Regions from separate parts of the Homo sapiens genome. Here regions 2 and 3 are each linked to region 1. The links are chromatin loops, found by intact Hi-C in ENCODE. Cell type or tissue: psoas muscle. All regions are shown on one strand. Region 1 overlaps LOC107986009 (a long non-coding RNA gene). Region 2 overlaps LMCD1 (LIM and cysteine rich domains 1). Region 3 overlaps LMCD1 (LIM and cysteine rich domains 1).

Region 1 (5,000 bases):
AGCAGTGAAATGCTGTTCAAAATGAACACGTTTTGAAATATCTAGGCTTAAATTCTACCTTCAACATATCGTGGCCTTGTCAACTTAAGCAAGTTTCTTAAACTGATACTCTTTTTTTGTCTTCTTGAAAATGAGCTCATACTATTTTTCTCCAGTGTTGGTGTGACGATTAAATAAAATAACAAATGAATAGCACTGGCCACTTACTAGATCCTCAAAGGATGTTCATTCCCTTCCCTTTTTGCTTATCTCAATATACCTGTTTTTATAGCCTTACAGTTTTCAGCACTGGGCCTCTGCACATAGTGTGGGCCAACTTAGTGTTTTCTAGATAAATAATTGGTGCTAGATAAATACTTTGTTCTAGACTAGCTGACTAATTTACTCAACCTTGTAGTGCAACAAGAGTCACTTTCCAACAACACATTTTAGTTCCCTAATTACTACTTTCTTTGTGGGAAACCCAGAGGTAACTAATAGAAATGATATCCATTCAGTTATTAAAAGCAACAAGGTAGATTTCCATGGTCTGGTATGAAAATCATTATCATCTGTTTTGTAACCCTAAGTGCTAACAGGCACCAACCTAACAGCTTTACAAACATTTGTTCCTTTACTCCTCATAACAATCCTATAGTTGAAGCTCCTGTTACTAACCCCATTTTGTGAGGAAACTGAGGCACAACAGGCATAAAGAAGGTCTCCAACCGTATGAAAGATGAAATTCAAATCCCAGGACCATGAATGGAATTCACTATTAGGTAATTTAAATACGCACATGTATACATAGGTAAAACCACACACTGCAATTAGTTTAGGCAACCATAAAGTTAGAGAGCACTGTCCCCAAGACCATCTTCATTTCTCACGCCAATTGTATACTCAGAGGGATTCCCAAAACCCTCAGCTTCAATAATTTTCTTAAAAAAACTCACTAAAAGCGATTATACTTGCAGTTCAGTTTATATTACAGTGAAAGAATACAGATTAAAATCAGCCAAGAGAATAAGCTGATAGAACAGAGTGTAGGAGAAGTGCCAAAGGCAGGGCTGTCATTGTCCTCTTCCCAGGGAGTCATGGACATGTTAGTCTCCTGGTACCCATATGTGACAATATACACAGAGCACTGCTTAACAGGGAAGGTTGTCTGAGCCTTGGTATTCACAGTATTTATTGAGGTTTCATTACATAGGTGTAATTGATTGATTGGTGGATTGATTGCCCACATGGTTGATCTAGTCTCCGAGTCAACTGATACTGCATGATCCAAAGCCCCCACCCTCAATCACACTGTTGGTCTTGCTGGTGTGGTCAGCCCCACCTGAAATCACGTTACTATCTGGCAAGCTTGGGGCCCTAGACAAACAAAGATCACCTCCTAGGAGTTGAGGGCAAAACCAGACCTTCTTGTAGGCAAGGTTAAACTCTTTACTGGATGCACACATATACAGCTGCACTTGTATTTACACAAACAATACAAAGTGTATACAAATACAGAGAAAAAAGACTGGAATAAAACAGTTAACATTCAGAATTGATTGAAATGGAACTTAAATAATTTACTCTACGTATTCTTCCTTTATTTATTTATTTATTTATTTATTTAAAGACAGGGACTCACCTGTCACCCAGGCCGGAGTGCAGTGGTGTGATCACAGCTCACTGCAACCTTGACTTCCTGGTCCCAAGCAATTCTCCCACCTCAGTCTCCCAAGTAGCTGGGACCACAGGTGCACACCACCACACCCAGCTAATTTTTGTATTTTTTGTTGAGATGGGGTCTCCCCATGTTGCCCAGGCTGATCTCAAACTCCCGAGCTCAAGCAATCCTCCTAGCTCAGCCTCCCAAGGTGCTGGCATTACAGGCATGAGCCACTGCACCCAGCCATATTTCTCTATTTTTCAAATTCTTTCCAGTGAGAATATATTTGCATATATTGCTTGTGAAAATAGTTATCTTTAAGACTTTAGGGAATAAAGAAGAAAGAGAAAAGAGATTCTACTGTGGCCACCAGGCCAGCAGACATGGTGCCAGGTCTGAATTTCCATGTCATTCTATAAATAGTATAAAATCTGCTGACTTAACTTGGTGTGGAATGGCATGAGCTGGCCATATCGCAGGAATTCACAGTTGGGAAATCCTAGTGAAATGGCACAAAGTTGGGATTCAGGAGGAAGGGGAGTAAAGGAGACCAATCCAGGAGAGAAATGATCATCAGACAAGGATCAGGTTGACCTGTGGTGAGCTGGCATCTAAGGCTGGCCTGAGTCCTGCCAGAGGAGAAGGGGGGACAGTGGCTGGGATGGAGAACACGGAACTCAGGTCTTGGCATTGAAAATGGGGAATGGGAGGTGAAGGTCAGAGGCGCAGAAGGAATATTCCCCACCCTGAGCCTCCTCCAGCCTGAACCCCGGCCAGTAGCCCAGAGGTGAGTGGCAAAGCCACGTGTCCATCCTGTGTGTTGCTGCATGGCACTGTTCCCTCCTCTGGTGCTAGCCACTCAAAAGCACTTCCAGCTCGGTACCCCGGGAGCTCCCTGCTTCATGCCACAACTCACTGCACAGAGCAAGGCAGGCCTCGGCCCACCTGTCGCTGCTTGTCAGGAAACACTGCTGGGCCTCTGGTCTATGGGCCCCAGCTGTCCCAAAGGCAAGGCCTGGAGGCTTTTACTTTTGAAATGCAGCTGCATTTTCCTCTCTACAAAGACTTCCTAACAAAACCTAACAGCAAAGAAAAGCAAACTTACAAAATGTCACCTGCTTGAGAAACACAAATTGGGAATCATTTTGAAAGCATAATTCAAGCACCATATGGAACCTAAATTATTCACATTCTCCAGCATTTTTTCCTTTTTAAAAGAGTCACAGCTTTTTCAAAAGAGCTCATAGTACTGTTAGAGGCAGGGCAGTGAAGTAACAAATGCAACAGTCTACTGTGTACTGGGTACTGCGTTCAGTCCGTTAATCCTCACAGTGATTCTGCAAAATACTACTCCTATTTCACAGATGAGAAAAACTAAGGCCCCGAGAGGCTAAGAAGCTCAAGGCCACACAGCCAGTGACAGGAAGGACCACTGTGCAAACCCCAGACTATCTGATGTTAGAGTCTAGGGTCTCTCCAGATGGTACTGAGAGCTCCCAGCCCTCAGATGGCCTGGTTAAATCTACCTATCACACTGACCTATGGTCACTTGGTGCCCATCAGGCATCATCTCCAAATTCCACACACCTTGAATCCCAAAATGAGCTGGACTGACTTTAAAGTCATCTCTTCAGGGGAACACATTTTCTAAACCAAAGAGCAAGCCCAGGGTCCAACAGACGAACGTTATTCTCCTTCAGGTATAAAAGTCAGTCTGGGAAGTTGACATTTGGATACCAAAGTGTGGTCATTCCAGGGATAGCTCAATGGTTTTTGAAGGCCATGGGGCAGAGCAGCAGGTCTTGGGACAACCCAGCAACTCCATGCTCCCACAGCACCCTGTGTGCCCCTCCAGCCTGCCCCTTACCACAGGCATGGAGGCTAGTGATTGCCATGTGTCTCTCCCGCTGGTCTGTGACATGGAGGACAAGCCAGTGTCTCAGTCGTCTCTGCACCCGGCACCCGGAGTAATATGGTTTGGCTGTGTCCCCATCCAAATCTCATCTTGAATTGTAGCACCTATAATTCCCACTTGTTGTGGGAGGGACCGGGTGGGAGATAATTGAATCATGGGGCTTGTTTCCCCCATACTGTTCTCGTGGTAGTGAATAAGTCTCGTGAGATTTGATGGTTTTATAAGGGCCTTCCCTTTTGCTTGGCTCTCAATCTCTCTTGTCTGCCACCATGTAAGACGTGTCTTCTGCCTTCCACCATGATTGTGAGGCCTCCCCAGCCAGGTGGAACTGTGAGTCCATTAAACTTCTTTTTCTTTATAAATTACCCAGTCTTGGATATGTCTTTATCAGCAGTGTGAGAACAGACTAATACACAGGGCAATGGTGAACACAGAGACCATGCTCAGAGCAAAAAAACTTTTCAATGGAAGGAGGGGAAGGGAAGGAAGGCAGAGAAAGAAGGAAAAGAGGAAGGAAAATAAAGCAGATAAATGTGAGACCTATTGTCCCTCTAGTTATGAACCCACTGAGTTCAGCCTCTGGAAAAGCTTCCACAGGGGAGCTGACCTGCACGAGGCTGGAGGCTCCCCTTTCCTTGCACCTGTCACTCAGGATGCAGCCCTTCCTTGTGACCTCAGCCAGAAGCCCAGAGTCTCCATCACCTGCTAATCAGCCCCAGGGACCCTGTACAAGCAGATGCCCCACTGAACGCCACTGCCTCATGGCTTGCCTCCCTTCTGGCTTCCAGGGCAGCCTGGAGATTGCTAACCTTCTATACAGTGGGCAGCGATCACTAGGAGGTAGCACAGGCTAGCTGTGCACAGGGCATAGGTAGTTCAGCTCATTGTCTCATTGCCTAAGACAAGACACCTCAGCCAGGAGTTGTGTGTAGACACAGAAAATCTAGATCACAACCAGGCTTCCCCTAACACTCTTATGAGTGGGTGAAGAAATGGGAGCTATGTGGCTGTACAACCTGTAATGTGCTGAATGACCACCCCCAAAAGGGTGTTGAGTAACAGCTTCACGCGAGCCTGAAAGGGATGCATGTGCCAGCCCAGACGGCGTGTTTATCAGTGACTTGGGGTAAGGCACACAGCGTGCTCATCAATGGCGTGGGTGGCACTGTGATGAGAAGGGCTGCCAAATGTTGAATGAGAAAATTAGGACCCAAAAATATCCAGGCATCTTGGAACAATATAGCATGGATCCAACAAGGCAAAATTTTAATGGGGACAGATGGTGGAAAGCTCTGTGCTTGGGCCCTGAAATGCAGCTGCCCTAATCCCAGAGGGCGTAGCACAGAGTACTAGCAGCATGTGTGAGGAAGACGTGGGGAGGTTTGTTGCATGTACAGAGTGTGGGGTGTCTGCTAAGCAGAGCTGTGATCGCAGATGTGGGGT
Region 2 (5,000 bases), 76 kb before region 1:
AATTTAGCCTGGCATCCAGGTTTCTTTGTGATGGGTCCCTTTTCAGCCACATCTTCCACTACAACATTCTGCTGCCCCAGAATGTCACTCATTCCCTGAACATACTTTTCTTCCTTGTGGGCGTGCTGAGAGGGTTTCCTCCTCCACGGCCCCAAATCCCACCCCTTCCTCAGTGCCCTCCTCCATAAAACCATCAGTTCTGACTAAGTTCTCTGTCCTGTGAAGTCCTCGTGTGGACTTACTCTCCTGCTGAATGCACGTTTACTTTTCTGAATGGCCCTGAAGCATCTACAGTGGCTGTCTTGCCTGCTTAACTCCTGTACCATCATATCCTGTTTATGCTGAAATTCTCCATGTTATGCTCCTTGAGAACAGAGACCATTCCGTCTTCCCCTTTGGGTGTGCCCTGGAACCCTGGCACATGTTATGGGCTCAGTGATAATAATGGATAGAAAAGGGAGTGGGATGGAATCGGGAAATAGGAGACGGAAAGGCATCAAAAGAGGTAAGAGCAGCTTTGTTCTCCTTTCTGACAGGGACAAGGAATTCTGAGGGGTTAGAAAGAAGGAAAGAGACCCTAAGAGCGGGGGATACAAAAACAAAACAGCTGTGGAATAGAGGAGGGGAGACCATTAACCTATTTAAGCACCCCTCAGTGTGGCCCCTTCCCATTCTGCACCAAGATCAGAACTGGCAAAGTAGGAGTGGGTGGGGGGAGTGGGGAGGAGACTTCGTGGTAGCATTTAGGAGGAATCTTAAGATGAAAAGGAAATGAAAGTGAGAGAAATTGGGGAAGCCAGCGCACCAAACCAGACCCTGAATTTTTTTATGCTTTCAAGTTTTATTCTCCTTCTTCAAGCTTGTCTACAAAAAGATGGGCTTTAGGATGGTGGACGAGCCAGGCCTTGATTCATTTCCCTTTTTCAAACAACTAACTTGAACCTTCATCTGAACCTCGAGGCCCTCTCTTTCTGGCTGGACATCTCTTGAGAACAAACTCTAGTGATTTCCGTGGTCTGGGGAAGCGGTTGGCCTGGATCACGGAACAACAGCAGCTGCATCTCAGGAGGCTTGGCCCTCCTGAGAGACAAGAGCCGGAGGGACAACCGAAAACTGGCTGAAATTTAGTGCAAACCTCTCATAGCTCAGACAGCTATCTACTTTAAGTTTCTAGTCCTTGATGAATATTTATACCAAAATAGGGCCAGTGGAAAAGTTCCATCTGCCTGGATTTTAAGACTTTTGCCTTTCCTCAGCCACGTTGACCAAACTCAGGAAAGTGGCGGAATCATTGCCAAGTACATGCTCTTTGAAGTGCAAGAAATCCTGAGAAGGCCTTGAATTCATCATATTTCTTCTTATCCTGAAAACTTAGAGTTGGCACTCCTTTAAAAAAAAAATGCTTAATATCAGCACCTCTCAGTGCTTTATAATTTTAGCCAAGCCCTTGACACCATGTTGACCACAACACTCTTGAAGGAGTGGATAGGTCTATTCAAAGTTTTGCAGGGAGAAATTGCTTTGTTGGTTGATATTTTTAAAATCCGAATGATCCAATTATTCACTTTAATTCTCCTCTTTAGTTTGCTAGTAAGAAAAATGGCCCCAAGTTTTATCCTTAGTGTTATTAGTCATCCTCTACTCCTCAGAACCAAAACACCAGAAATTTCAACCATGTCGTACCTTTGATGTGTGAAGATAAAATAGAGGCCTTACTCTAGCACGAGGCATAGTGAGTGCTCTTACCAAGCACAGGCCAGGTGCCAGGCATTGTGCTACATCATTTTTTGCTGAATTTTACAATCATCCCATTTTGCAGATGAGTAAACTAAGATCCAGAGGGATTAAGTCCCATGGTTACATACTTAGTCATGGTGAATGTGAATGAAATGTGGGCAATTCAACCCATAGCTCTTCCTTTTCCTTCTGTACAGTGGGAGGATCCCTTGTATGAAAATCTGAAATGCTCTAAAATCTGAAACTTCCTGAGTGCTGACATGAAGCCATGAGTGGAAAATTCCACACCTGACCTCATGTACATACACTTTGTTTTATGCACCAAAATTATTTAAAATATTGTATAAAATTACCCCCCAAGTTGTGTGTATAATGTGTATATGAAACATAACAATTTCAGGTTAAGGCTTGGATCTTGTCCCCAAGATATCGTATTACATATATGCAAATATTCCAAAACTGAAAAGTATTCAAAATCTGAAATACTTCTGGTCCTAAGCATTTTGGAAAAGGGATGCTCAACCTGTACTATGTCTAACCTATATCTAACATGTTTTCAGTGTTCCAGAAGTTTGGGTCGTGGACTTGTTGGTCTAAAGATGAATTTAGTTGATACACAGGCATGCACTGACAACATTGAACCATGTTAGTCAGCATCTTTCTCTCATTTCAGTTCTTTCATTCTTCTGATTATATCAAGGAGGAAGTCTCCTTCTGATGCTAAAACGCCTTTATCATCCCAAACACTTGCTGAACTTCACTTTAAACAATTGGCAAGTAGTTCCCAGGCTCAGAACTTTTAAAAGGCAATCATACCTAGCTAGAATTTAATGACTCATATTTATTGCATTTGTTGTGGTTACCATCTAATTTTTATACACTTTAGAGATAATTTTTTTCAAGAAATATGTTTTTAAACATGTGTTTAAAGAAAAGTCAATAATCACACAGATGGTATATGGAGAACAAAATTCATGAAGGAGGAACATGAGGTTTTATAAACATATAATGCTTAATTATTCTTGGTTTTCAAAGCATCTTACGTACATTAAAATATTTGATTCCTACAACCACCTCATGAAGCTCATAGGGATTATGATCCATTTTAAAGATGAAAAAAAAAAACAAGGTTCAGAGAACAGAAACTATTTGCCAGGGTCCACACAGGTAGTAAAAATGTAGCCAGGGCTCAGGTTCAACACTAAGCTCCAACATGCACAGAGCTCCCCCAACACTTTGTCAGCAAATCATTCAAGGGCAGGAGTGGATCAAGGGATATTCCAAAGCAATGAGCCCAGACCAGAAATGCCATGGAAAGGCTGCAAGGCTTACTGACTCACTGATTGCCTTGAGTTTTCACGATTTCCCAGTGCTTGTCTGTATTCTATTTCATGGAGAAGCCTGCAGCAGAGTTTTTCTAGAGCAGTCTGATTTTCTCTCTCTAGTGAGTCATCTTCCAGAAGGTCAAGAAACTGGCTGTCCCATCAGAGGGTCATCTCCTGCCTTCTGAGTATACCACACAAGGGATGACACAAACTAGAAACGGACCACTTGATGAGGAAAACTGGGTTCTGCAGCAAGAAGACAGCATTTCTTTCCAAGTCTCCTTGCCTTGAGCAGTTGACTGGGATTCAGATGTCAGGTCTGGGTGGCTGGACAGGCAAGGATACCATAAACATAGGAGAAGCAGGGAGAGAGCGAGTTGGCAGTCTCATCCGTCTATCCATGAAGAGATTCCAGGAGCTGAAAACACTCCTGGAGATAAAGATGAGAGCTGGAGAGAATAGTTGAAACTATGAGTAGATTCTAAGAAGAGAGGAGAAGAGCCAGTGGGAGAACCTTGGGGAGAGAAGAAAGTTATTGAGGAAGGCAGAGAAAGGGGTAGTCAGAGGGGCTGGCGTAACCAGAGGAGGCTAGGATCCTGGAAACCAGAGGAAACCAGGGTGCCTCTCTTTCCTTCTAACTCCCCTTTTGGGCATCATCCTCAGATGCAGGATATCTAACATATATTAGCTTTTGATGTGCCAAGAAGCATAGATGATGGCATAGATGAAGCATAGATGAGGGCATGGGTGAAGCATAGATGAAGGTGTTTTATATAAATGTTTATTGAGGAGCCACTATGTGCAAGGCATTATTCTAGACACTGGTAATAGAGCAATGAACTAGACATAAAGTGACCCTGCCCTCATGGAGCTTACAGTCTAGCAGGAAACAATGACATTGAGGAGTTATATACATAATTAAATAATTACCATCATGGTAGATACTACAAAATACAAGGTACGGGGTTTTCTAAGACCATATGATAGGAGTGTCTGAGGGATAAATAGAAGTTTGTTAGGTAAAGGAAGAGAGAAATGGTCTAAACAGAAGGAACTGTATGTGGGCAGGCTCAGAAGTATGCAGGAATTTGGCATCTTTCCTGGGACATATGGTTAAATGAATAATTCTGAATGTACTCAAGAGATAATTTTCTGGAAAGTAACTTGGCTTCTGTAGTTCTGTTTTACATCTGAATTGTGGCAAATGAGTTTTAAAAACAAGACCTTGAAAGTGAATTATTTGCAACGTGAAGGACCGTTCACTAGTTTCTGTTTCATAAAACTGAGCTTAGAAAAATGTGGCCTAAATACTCTGTAAGTTCCTTTTAGTCCTAAAGATCTATGACTTTCTTACATGCAGAATCCAAGTATATATAGTGTGTACAATTAGATCATTATGCAGGGGGAAAATCAAGGAAAGGATAAAACATCTGAACCAAAAAGTGTATTTAGTGTTAGTTTTAAAAACATATGATAGCAAAAAAAAAAAAAGAAAAGAAAAGAAAAAGGAGTCTTTTATAAGAAGGATGCTTGTTTAAAACCAGGAAAACATCTTGCTGAAGGCACTACACTAAAACACAAGTGGTATTTTACCATCAAGACTCCAATGTTGGTTGAAGGAAATCCTTTTCCATGTGCACACACGTGTGTGTGTGAGAGAGAGTGTGTGTGTGTGTGTGTGTCAATGCTTCCATTGTCATAATAGTTAACCCAGGAATTTAGGTGTGAGATTCCCAGCAGGAAGCATTTGCATAAGCAAAGCCTTAAGACTTTTAATAATAGTGCTGTACGTTTATACAACACATTTCCTTTTAAGATACTAAGATTCAGACAGGCAAGATTAAAAATCCACCAACTTGGTGTGTTATGTCTCCCCTATTTCCAAAATTAACTCCAATAAAAGTGTGTTATCCTTGGAAAGATCAGTAGGACTGCAAA
Region 3 (5,000 bases), 83 kb before region 1:
TTGTCTAAGGTCACATAATGACAGATTAAGAACTCAAACTCAGGCCTCTCTGACTCCAAAACTTCAGTTCTTTTCACTCTGCAAGAAACAGAAGGCATTCGTAGAAAGCAGAAATCTGGTGAGGAGGGACTATGATTATTACTGTGACTTTCATACACAGATCAATTTCTTCCAGCCCACTGAACTCATTGATAGTCTGGTTCAGAAGCTTCCCAGCATTTGCAAAATGTTGCTAGGCACCTGTATCTCTTTGATATCTCTTGGTCACCACCAGGAGTATACTGTCACCTACACCAAATCAGAGCCATTTCTCGGGTATAGAATAAAGACTTTCTTGATTTCTCCTGGTTTTCCAGAAGGCTAATGGACATCTCCCGGCAGAAGACTAGTAGAGAGACCTTTTAAAGAATAATACATGTTATCCTAATACTCTAAAAATAATTCTAGAGACCTTGTCCCAGAGCTTTCAGGAAACTCTGCCCTGGGGATAAGGTTGGCCTTGACATGTGCATTTCTACATGTCTAGTCAGCCTGACCCATGGCCTACCCAATAATATATAAATCATGACCAAGCCAAACATGGCCTGGGCCCCCACCGGGACATGCTTTAAAAGGAAATATAATTGCTAAGGGAGAAGAAACAAAGGCTCCATTTGGCAAGTAACTCTATTGAAGGACAAAGGAGTGCCAGTGTCCAACTCAAGGTGGCTGTTTCAAATCCACATGCTTTGTGTATAGATTTTGTCTCCTCCTCCTGTTTAAAAAATATTGAATCCTTTGTAAAATTTATCTCTGGAGACAAAGGCTAATGAGCCATTGTCTAAAAGAGCTGAGCAGAATCTTGTTATCTGCTCATTCAACCCCTTCATGTCACAAATGGGACAGGGGGAGAAATGGCATATCTGAAATTTACAAAGAAAAAAATGGCACATCTGAACTTTACATAAGAAATGGCATATCTGAAATTTACAAACTTACATTTACATGAGTGGTGCCACAACCAAGATACATTGACTCACAGCATCTTTTATGAATGAAGGAGAAAAGAGTGTCTGCTGTATTCTGTCACTTCCACCCCCAGAGTATCCCAGTTTTGTGTCAACCTCATACCTTGAAACTCAGAAGTTCAGGTGGACATTTTGGCTGTGAACTTAGCTTTGGCCACAAGGTCCAGAAGCCACTTCGAGGAGCCGTTAAACACACAACATTTGCAAGCACAAAGATCTAGATGTGACCTGCAGCTCTTCAATTTGCCAGGTCTGCAAACTTCGCCAAGTTACTGATCCTCTCTGGACCTCTGGTTCCTCATTTGAGAAAGATAGCTCACCGTAGTTCTACATTTAAACGATAGTTTAATGAGGTAAAGTGCATAAAGTGCCTGGATACATAATATACCCTTGATAAACATTTCCTCCTGCTGTTATGGATACCCCCTCTCATCAGCATGATGCAAAAATCCCATAGGTTATTAAGTATTGGGATGTGGAAGACCAAATTCAGTTTACCTACATCACATGGGGCTTCTAAGCTCTCAGACTGCAGGACCTTCTCTTTGTAGTTAAACTTGGACCTAGCCATAAATATACTCAGGCCACATCACATTGCAAAATCATGAGAATAGCCACAATTCGTCTTGGGTGTTTGGTCGCTACCCTTTCCATAGCAGCCCTCCCCTGCTCCATTACCAGTCTTTCCCTCCAATGTCTTGCTTATAAGATAGGGCAACAGTCACTCATTTCTTTATATAGCAAATATTTATTTAGCATCTGTTATGTGCCAGCCACTGTGCTAAGTACTGAATACATGACAATGAATAGGAAAGCTTTGATCCCTGCCAAGTAAACTTGAGTCTGGTAGAATTTATTTTTCATAAGGCAGGAGACAGGCCAAATAATGTCAGTGTTCTGTGAGTCTTTGTGTTCCTTGACCTCTCCCCTCCCCAACACACACACATACCTCTCCTTCCTTTTCCAACCACCCTCAGATTTTCCAGGACACACACCTTCAGAGCCACATCTCAACTCTGGTCATCCCTACAGTGTAACAGTAGAATGAGTGTAGTAGTCCTCCCAGTTGTCACATTTTAAATAGGGCCTTTGGGAAGAAACCACCAGTGGCACTGAGTGAAAAGGAGGCTGAGGCAAGGGGGACTATTGGCAGCTCTTAGGTCCCACCAGCAGCCAGTGGTCCCTCAGCCTTCCTACAGCGATACAGTGGTAGACCAGTTGTCTTTGCTCAGCATATGTTTTCAGAGGCAGCTGAATGTTTGGGTTGTATTTTTCACAGTACTGATGTCAGGGACACCAAAGGGCAGGAGCATAGGGAAAGGGCTCTTGGCTGACTAATGACCTCATAAGAAACCTGCCCTTAGAAGAGAGCATCTGTTTGGGCTGTATGACTCAGTGGCGTTTCTAGGTACTGATTCATGAGGCTGACCATCGAGGTGACTGACCCGTGCAATCTGCTGGCTGAAAGAGGTGAAGGCAAAGTAGATCCCAGCTCTGCCCTCATCCTGGAGGAGAGCCACCCCTCCTACCACGGCACACGGGTGCTCCCCACCCCAACCCTGGCTCGGCCAGCCAGTCTCCTTGTTAAGAGGATCTGACACTAATGTGGGCAGAGGTCAGCATCTGGGGGCTTCTTATTTTAGAGGAAGTATAAGAGAGAGATGTTTTGAAATCTTGTTAGTGAATAGAGGACAGCCTTTTAACCTAGGATCTGTAGATAGAATTGAGGGTGTCAGGGAACTTAAATTAGGAAAAGTATTGCATTTTTTATCCCTAACCTATAACTGAAATTTAGCATTTCTTTCTACTGTGAATAAAGACAAACGCCCTAGAAGTTTAGCAGCTCCTATGCCTTTGATACCAATGGAAAGCAGGTATTTTTATATCACATTACAGCTGAGATAGATCCTCATCCTACAATTTATACTCATCCCTGCTCTGAAATGGCCATAATTATACCCACTGCTAGATCATATTCATTAACTTAGTAAAGGCACATCTGTTAGTAAGTCACAAATTTGTTTTTATATATTGATACTATCTCAGTAATATTGGTTTTCTTTGTATTTTTATCTTATGCATTTAAGACATTTCCTAAGAAGAGATATTCTCATGTCAGATAGACAAAGAACCTAAAAATATAAAGACTCTTTCCACATCAAGCTGAGGCATTAGCAGCATTACACGCCACACACACACAAATATACACATCTATGCATAGGTAAACATATATGCACACACATACAGCTGTAGTGGATTGAGGTCTGAGGCTCTTGGAGTAAACAAACTCAATTCAAATTCCAACTCTGCCACTCATTTCCTATTACCTCGAACAAGTCATATTAGTTCTGAGCCTTAGTTTCTTCATCAATAAAAGGGGCCTAAAAGTTATTGTACTCACAACAATCATCTAAGTTCTTGGCACAGTACTTGACATATAAGGAATGTGTGTTAAACACAAGGCATCCTCACCATTAAAAGACCTAATGAAGGTGAAATGGTAAAGAGAATAAACACATTACTTTGTTGAAACTTTTTAAACTCACCTTTGATTTGGCCAACTCTAAGAATTTATTTTGTCTAAACCTGTATTACACAAATATTATATGCCAGGGACTGAGGTGGGAAATGAAGAAATAAAAGGAAAGGAATTTTAAAATCTGATGGTCTCAGAAAAGGAATAGCCTAATCAAATCATCAAAGAATCATAGCAGTGCCTAAAGACCTTGATCGGGGTACATGTGTGGGACTGAGAGAGATCAGAAGAGGAAATACTTAATCTTACCTGGGGAGGTCAAGAAAGGCGTCCCAAAGAGGGGACATTTGAGCTGAGTGTTGAAAGACAAGGATGAATGAGCTGTTAGGATCAGGCCATAGTCCAGTTTTATGCCTTCTGAATCTGACACCCATATTCTCCATCCTATTTGATTTCCAACTTGGGGAATATCACCCATCTTGGACTGTGGAGAAATACATTCCACTGTATTCATCCAGCCACAAATGCACATCTTTTATCTTCTTATCTGAGAACCTGTTCCTCTTCCTCTCAAGCAAAACCCACTGGGGTGGCAGGATAGCAAGGCCTGTCAGGCTGCACATAGAAAACTTCTCATGATGGTGACTTGAGGCTCTCCCAAGCCCTGCAATGGAGTTCCAGCAAACTCCCCCAAGTTGAGTTTGAATTTTTGCAGGAAGATACAGGTCTGTGTTTTGACAGCAGGAAAAAAAGGTAGCCAAAAATATGCAATATATATGGAAAGAAAGGAACACACACGTATGTGCACACACATATACGTCCGTGAGATCCAGCACATGGCACATGTGAGCAGAACATGAAAACACCGTTCAGAACACCACAGCATGTGTGTGCACCCTGAGCTTCACTCTGAAGCCATTTAATAACAAGAGGAAAAGAAATCTCAAGTAAGACTTTTTGATGTTAGGAAGTGAGGAAGCAAACCAGCATTCTGAAATATGGGACCTTGGTTAACAAGATCTGGAATCTTGCATCAAAACAATTTCTTTCACACAGTTCTTACTTCAAATATCTGACTTGGTCTGAAAATGTGAGTTCCTTCTTGCTGTATTCTAGAGCAGGCGATGCACTGAAATGAAACACATATGGCTTGGATATCTCAGTGCTGCTAGGATGATTGTCCTTGATTTTTGTCAGTTGTACATGGTACATTAAACAGAGAAAAATAAAATCCCAGATGATTCCCTGGCAATTATCTGAAAAATAACATTATGGTGATCATCCCTGTGTTTACAAGGACATGAAGAAAGGGCAAGGTTTGATGGAAAAGCTTTGTTTCCTCTAATCTGTCCTCCTACACAGCCAACAGACCTCAATGGCCCATGGGGAAGATACAACCCTATAATGAGATTCCCAGCTAATTAAAATGGCTGTCATCACCCACCTTCCACATTTCCATGAGCCCAGCCCAGAAATGGGACCATCACAGGGGAAATCATCCTATATTTATTTGAATA

The links. Hi-C counts contacts between places; a loop is a spot of excess contacts. Peaks named below come from ENCODE experiments on the same cell type or tissue, not always from the same donor. Only the 100,000 strongest peaks of a DNase experiment are listed, where the experiment ranks them.
Region 2: a loop joins it to region 1, with 2.5 times the contacts of the local background. A loop is called at or near these places in 13 of 110 quality-filtered maps.
Region 3: a loop joins it to region 1, with 2.4 times the contacts of the local background. A loop is called at or near these places in 13 of 110 quality-filtered maps.

The regions. Positions count from the first base shown.
Region 1 is chr3:8,591,092-8,596,091 of GRCh38, forward strand. All of the region lies in intron 4 of LOC107986009 (a long non-coding RNA gene), which reads right to left. Among named protein-coding and RNA genes, the nearest start is that of LINC00312, 22 kb to the left of the region's middle. In psoas muscle, no CTCF peak of the experiment used is centred here; DNase peaks (open chromatin) are centred at 2,560 and 4,677; H3K27ac peaks cover 5,000 bases.
Region 2 is chr3:8,515,202-8,520,201 of GRCh38, forward strand. The region is part of intron 1 of LMCD1 (LIM and cysteine rich domains 1); the gene reads left to right. Among named protein-coding and RNA genes, the nearest start is that of LMCD1, 16 kb to the left of the region's middle. In psoas muscle, no CTCF peak of the experiment used is centred here; no DNase peak of the experiment used is centred here; H3K27ac peaks cover 5,000 bases.
Region 3 is chr3:8,507,740-8,512,739 of GRCh38, forward strand. The region is part of intron 1 of LMCD1 (LIM and cysteine rich domains 1); the gene reads left to right. Among named protein-coding and RNA genes, the nearest start is that of LMCD1, 8.4 kb to the left of the region's middle. In psoas muscle, no CTCF peak of the experiment used is centred here; a DNase peak (open chromatin) is centred at 2,512; H3K27ac peaks cover 5,000 bases.